Linked DNA regions of Homo sapiens: region 1 is linked to region 2. A link is a contact called in ENCODE Hi-C or POLR2A ChIA-PET data. All regions are on one chromosome and are shown on one strand. Each heading gives the region's core, a stretch centred on a gene start or an enhancer-like site at or near the end of the contact. The rest is flanking DNA. Distances are from core to core; before and after follow the strand shown. Region 1 overlaps KIAA1671. Region 2 holds the start of LHFPL7 (LHFPL tetraspan subfamily member 7).

Evidence for each region. A loop is a pair of places that touch in the nucleus more often than their neighbours do. ChIA-PET counts read pairs that join two places held with the same protein, here RNA polymerase II (POLR2A). Pooled maps may share reads with other maps.
Region 1: a loop to region 2 is called in a map of posterior vena cava, with 20 times the contacts of the local background. The contact joins the enhancer-like site here to the promoter of LHFPL7 in region 2. A Hi-C loop is called at or near these places in 20 of 168 maps with a recorded cell type or tissue (Calu3, HCT116, MCF 10A and 15 more) and 14 of 50 pooled maps. POLR2A ChIA-PET finds 5 or more read pairs at or near these places in 12 of 52 experiments (CD4-positive, alpha-beta T cell, Caco-2, H1 and 8 more).

What each region holds. Positions count from the first base shown.
Region 1 is chr22:24,981,605-24,984,833 of GRCh38, reverse strand. All of the region lies in intron 1 of KIAA1671, which reads right to left. Among named protein-coding and RNA genes, the nearest start is that of KIAA1671, 31 kb to the right of the region's middle. Within about 2 kb of position 1,503, at least 3 of the 41 ENCODE cell types and tissues checked have a DNase peak (open chromatin) inside an H3K27ac peak, as active enhancers do; they include endothelial cell of umbilical vein, where a contact is called at or near this core.
Region 2 is chr22:24,944,704-24,948,033 of GRCh38, reverse strand. It overlaps LHFPL7 (LHFPL tetraspan subfamily member 7), which reads left to right and starts at 1,340. Exons shown (of 4, transcript NM_001388199.1): 1 at 1,340-1,462.

The DNA of each region.
Region 1 (3,229 bases), core at 254-2,753, 37 kb before region 2:
CACGCAATTCTCCTGCCTCAGCTTCCCGAGTAGCTGGGGTTGCAGGCACATGCCGCCAAGCCCATCTAATTTTTTTGCATTTTTAGTAGAGATGGGGTTTCACCATGTTGACCAGGATGGTCTCAATCTCCCGACCTCATGATCCGCCCACCTCGGCCTCCCAAAGTTTTACCTGCTTTTTCTCCTCTGCTCCTGAGCTTTGTCCTGAATGGGAAGACTCACAGCAGCTCACACATATAAGGGAATTAATTCCACGCTTATTAAGTTGCTGAAGCTGCCTCATCCCTTGCCCAGTAGCTAAACCGTCTCTTGACTGGGCAGATGATGCATTACCTTCACCAACAGGTGTAAAATCAGTGCTCCCTGTCCTGGGCTATTTCCCGTGCCCTGGACACCCAGCTATATTTGAGGATGGTCCTTTGCCTCCAGGTGTGTTGAGAACTTACAAGACTGAAGATGTTAGCTGAGGCCTTGAGCTTTCTTTCCCCTAGCTGTGTGACCCTAAGAAAACTGCTTAACCTCTCTGGGCCTGCATTTCCTCAAGAGATAAAAGTACTGCCCTACCTATCTGCAAAGGATTTGAGGCTTAGAACACTGGAGGGATGTCAGTGTGCTTGGGGGTAACCCTTAAGGCATGTACCCTCAGTCACTGTCATGCCCCTTCCTAATTAAGTGACTTTCTTCCAAAAGGGAATGCAACCACATAATGTCCCTGCTTAAGCCCCTGAGAGGCATTTAGAGTTAAATCCAAACACCGGCCAGGCGCGGTTGCTCACACCTGTAATCCTAGCACTTTGGGAGGCCGAGGCGGGCAGATCACCTGAGGTCGGGAGTTCGAGACCAGCCTGACCAACATGGAGACACCCCATCTCTACTAAAAACACAAAGTTAGCTGGGCGTGGTGGTGCATGCCTGTAATCCCAGCTACTTGGGAGGCTGAGGCAGGAGAATTGCTTGAATCCAGGAGGCGGAGGTTGTGGTGAGCCGAGATCGCACCATTGCACTCCAGCCTGGGCAACAAGAGTGAAACTCTGTCTCAAAAAAAAAAAAAAAAAAAAATTCCAAACACCTTTCCATGGCCCCATACCCCAGGCCCCCAGACCCCCAGCTTCAGCCCCCACCGCACAGTCACACAGGCCTCTGTGCCGCACTCCTGCCAGAAAGCCCTAGCGCAAGCTGTTCCCTCTGCTTCAAACAACCGCACCTTGAACCACCCCCGCCCCCCCACCATACACACATCCTTTAAGTCTGAGCTTTAATGGCCCTTCTTCAGTGTAATGGGAGAAAAACTGTCTCCCCAAAATTCAGGTCCACCTGTAATCTCAGAATGCGACCTTCTTTGGAAATAGGGTCCTTGTAGATGTAATTAGTTAGGTCTGAATGAGGTCACTCTGCATTAGGGTGGACCCTAATCCAATGACTAGTGTCCTTATAAAAAAAGAACACACAGACATACAGCTAGAAGCCAAAAAACGCCAACAATTGCCGGAAGCCACTGGAAGCTGAAGAAGAAAGGAGGGATTCTCTTTTACAGCCTTTGAAGCAGTGTGGCTCTGAGGACACTATTAGCCTCAAGAAAGTCGGAAAACACAGTGCTGTTGTTTTGAAACCACCCAGATTGTGATAATTTGTTAAGGTGCACTCAGAAAAGCACAAGCCGAAGCTCAGCTAAAGTTCATCCCCCATTTTCTTCAAAGCATCCTGGTCTTCTTTCTCCCTCCTGCCAGGTCTGCCTCTCCCTCCAGCCCACAGACCCCAAGAGAGAAGGGATCTCAGCTGCAGGGTTCCCTGTAGCCCCCAGCACAGAGCCTGGCCCACAGCAGGTGTCAGAGGAGTACTTTCCAAATGAATTCAACAGATGCCTGGAAGGAAGCTCAGAAAGGCCAAGGGACTCATCCAAGGTCACACAGCAGGTTGAAGCAGGCCAGGGAAACCAGCACCCAGGCCACTGGCCTCCCTATGAGTGATTCAAGGAGCCAAGACGCTGGCACTCATCCTGCAAGGACTTGGGTCCGGCAGGAGAAGCTCCCTCTCCCTCCCAATTCCCAACTTCCAGGCCTGTGCCCTCTGGGATCTGTGCCCAGCCAACACCACGACCTTGGCAGGGACCATCCCAGCTCAGTGACCCTGGAGATAAAAGCCTCTTGGGTCCTCCTGAGGTTCTGGGGCTGCTGTGGGGCAAGGGATGCCCTAGACTCAAGTTACCCCAGCACCCACAGGGCAAATGCCAGTGACCAGCAAAGGCCGCTCAAGAAACAGGCCCTCACCCATGCAGACCCACAACCCTGCACCCACCTGGCTCCTGCCTCACACACCCTCATTCCCTAGCTCTGCATTGATGAGTGTGGGAGGCACACAGTCCAGAGAATGGACATTAAATAGCACTGACTCACGGAAGAAAAGTGATTCCAGCCAGGAGAAGGTCTCCATGAGGTGCCAGCCTGTCTTTAACACTTCCGCGACACTTGCTAATCACGCTTTTTAGCAAAGAGAGAGTAAGGCCACTTCTAGCCCAAAAACCTGCAGTGAAAGCGGCATTTATTTAGTGGGAACTTGATGACACTGTTTGATTTCCTTTGCCTGTATTTCTTAAGTAATCTACTTATAACCAGCATCGCTGGTGTTATCAATTGACAGTAATAATACATAGAATTATTTGAGTACAATGAGGTGGGGGTGGTTTTAGATAATTAGAGGAATAATAACATAAGAAGTAAAAAGATGTGGAAACATCACTCAAGTGGTGCGTGGATGACAGAGCTTGGGGGACTCTACACTCATTTGTTCATTCATTCACTTACTTTATCCATGATGTACACATATACACATGTCTCTCCTCAGGTAATTCAGGCAGCATCCAGTAATATATGGTTATGCCTCCCAGGCCAGGTGCCATAAGAATCACCTGGGGAGTTTTCCTTTTATGTTAGACAGAGTTTTGCTGTGTCACCCACGCTGGAGTGCAGTGGTGCAATCACAGCTCGCTGCAGCTTCAACCTCCCAGGCTCAAGCAGTCCTCCACCTTGGTCTCCCAAGTAGCTGGAACTAGAGGAGCATGCCATCACACCCAGCTAATTTTTCTATTTTTTGTAGAGATGGGGTCTCGTCACGTTGCCCAGGCTGATCTTGAACTCCTGGCTCAAGCAATCTTCCCGCCTTGGCCTCCCAAAGCGCTGGGATTACAGGCATGAGCCAGGCACCTGGCCGAGTTTTCCTTTTGAATACAGAT
Region 2 (3,330 bases), core at 91-2,590:
AGCAGCCATCTCCCCTCTGCCAACAGCATCTCCGTTTTCCTCCAGGGAAGAATCCCACCCGCTACACTCAGTCCATGTCGTTTCAAGGGCGGTAAGCCTCGCGACACCCTTACTTGATCCTCACTTTCCAAACCTTAACCCCCAACCCTAGGACACAGGATGTAGGTCTGGCCAATCAGAGCATCCCATTTGCCTGGCCACAGTGATTGATTCGTGGTAGGCATGGGACCCAAGTTTGTCCATTGAGTGTTAATCACAGCACTTGCTGCAATAGTGTGCAAAGAGAAGCTTTCTTTTCTCTGGGGTTGCTGAGTCTCGGAATGTCAGCCTGGAGCCACCAAAGGGCAATATTGTTAGAGGGAATCCACCTAGAGAGTGAAGCCAACTGAGCAGAAAACAGAACTGAGAGCTGGAGAGAGAGAGGGGTTCTGAAGACATTGCTTATTTACCTGGATCCCACTATGCCTGAAGCCCATCCCAGAGAATTTTCAGTTACGTGAACCAATACATTTCTCATGTCTATTTGAGTGGTGCTTCCATCACTTATAGCAAAAGAATACCAGGCCAGGCGCGGTGGCTCACGCTTGTAATCCCACCACTTTGGGAGGCCGAGGTGGGCAGATCACAAGGTCAGGAGATCGAGATCATCTTGGCCAACAAGGTGAAACCCTGTCTCTACTAAAAAAAAAAAAAAAAAAAAAAATACAAAAAATTAGCTGGGCATGGTGGCAGGAGCCTGTAGTCACAGCTACTCAGGAGGCTGAGGCAGGAGAATGGCGTGAACCCAGGAGACAGAGCTTGCAGTGAGCCGAGATCGCACCACTGCACTCCAGCCTGGGCGACACAGTGAGACTCTGTCTCAAAAAAAAAAAAAAAAGAATACCAGCACCTACTCTGTGCCAAGTTTTGTGGTAAGGATAAAGATATTTAAGACACAGTGCCTGACTTTGAGACGTCCACAGCTCACAGGGAAGATCCTATGAGAAATACACAGAAATATGCATATCAGTTGCCTGGGCTGGAATTATGAGGGCAGAAAGGTAGAGAACACAGTGGCAGCCACTTCTAAACTCCCAATCCCATTTCTCCTCCTGAGATTCTATCTGTGGTTTCCTACACCTGGCGTTTAATCATAGATCAGTTAATCCCTATTGGTGCCTTGCCCTACCCAGAAAACACTATACTCTCCCCTTGTCCCCACCTGGAGATGGCTTTCCCCTCTTTGCTCAGCCCACCCAGCAGCCTGGAGTGAAAGCTTTTATTTAAGGAAGTGGGAAGGAAAAACCACACACACACACACAGACACACCCTCAGACCAGTTCATCAAGCATGCCCTTGCATTGTTCTACAAGCTAAATTATTCCTTCAAAGGAGAGGAGAATTGTATAAGGTCACAGACGTGGATCCAAAGCCGGAGCCTGAGCAGAGGTGGCCACGCTGGAGGGTCTTGACCTAAAGTGTGGTGAGTCTGGAGGGACAAGTGACCTGAGGTGAGGAGTGAGGAGGGAAGGAAACTGGGATAGCACAAAGCACGTTCAGGGGCTGTTACAGGCTTCAGGGGGCCCATGAGCCTCTGAAATGACATACAATTGTGTGTGTGTGTGTGTGTGGGTGGGTGGGTGGGTGCATGTGCGCTCATGTGTGCATGCTTGCTTATGTGAGAGTGCACGTGGAAACATCCATAGTTTTGTTTTCTGGGGTTTTGTTTTTTTGTTTTTCTTTTTTTGAGACAGTCTTGCTCTGTCGCCCAGGCTGGAGTGCAGTGGTGTGATCTCGGCTCACTGCAACCTCCGCCTTCCGGGTTCAAGTGATTCTCTTGCCTCAGCCTCCCGAATAGCTGGGATTACAGGCACCCGCCACCATGCCCAGCTAAGTTTTGTATTTTTAGTAGAGACAGGGTTTTGCCATATTGGCCAGGCTGGTCTCGAACTCCTGACCTCACGTGATCCTCCCGCCTTGGCCTTGCAAAGTGCTGGGATTATAGGTGTGAGCCACCACACCTGGCCAACATCCATAGTTTTAAATCATATCTTCAAAGGAATGCATCAAAGGGTTAAGTCCCACAGACCTTCCTTTTGTAGATGGGGAACCTGAGGCTCAGAGCCGTTACATAATTTGTCCTAGGTGGCACAGCCAATCTGTGACAGATGCTGGAATAGATCCAGAAATTGGACTTACCTGGCTGCATAGCCGGGAGAATGTGATAAGAGATAAAAGTCCTTCCCAGACCCAGTTTGCCCATCTGTGCATCTCAGCCTGGACATGGCCTGCACCCCCCAGGCTGGACTGGGTGCCCTTCCTCTGTGCTTGTCCCCAGTGTCACCCCAGGCTTTTTCATGGTGTGGAGCTGTGTCTGTACTCAAGCCTGTATATATCGATTGATGGGTTGGGGAAGATACACATCTCAAGCTTTGCTTACGCAACCTCACACTCAGACACCTCCGGCTGCCCTAGTAAACATGTTCCTTCTGCAGGTTCTTCGTCCCAGGTCAAAAGCCCTAGAGGCATCCTTGCCTGTTCACCTTCCCTCACACCCCAGGCCTATTCTATTAGCAAATCTGATCAGCTTGACCTTTGCCCTTCAAAATCAATCCAGAATCTGACCACTCTTTGTCCTCCTCCCCTAACCCCACCTCCACGTCCATCCACATCCACCTTTGTCTCTTGTCTGACTGACGAGTCATCTTCTGAAGACTTCTCCCTCTGCTTCCCTTCTGCCTGTTCTCCACCCAGGAGCCAGAGTGGTCTTTTGAAAACCTAGGATGGTTCATGTCATACCCCTGCTAAAGACCAGCCATAGACTCCCTACCACACTCACAAGTGAAAAGCCAGGCTAGGCACGGTGGCTCATGCCTATAATCCCCAAACTTTGGGAGACTAAAGCAGGAGGATCTCTTGAAGCCAGGAGTTCAAGACCAGCCTAGGCGGCCAGGCGCGGTGGCTCACACCTGTAATCCCAGCACTTTGGGAGGCCAAGGCGGGCAGATCACAAGGTCAAGAGATCGACACCAGCCTAGCCAACGTGGTGAAATCCCGTCTCTACTAAAAATACAAAAATTAGCTGGGCGTGGTGGTGCGCATCTGTAGTCCCAGCTACTCAGGAGGCTGAGGCAGGAGAATTGCTTGAACCCGAGAGGCAGAGGTTGGGGTGAGCCGAGATCGCGCCATTGTACTCCAGCCTGGCGACACAGCAAGACTCGGTCTCAAAAACAAAAACAAAACAAAACAAAAAAAGACCAGTCTGGGCAACATAGAGAGACCTCACCTCATCTCTACCAAAATAAATAAATAAATAAATAAATAAATAAATAAATAGCCAGGCATGTTGGT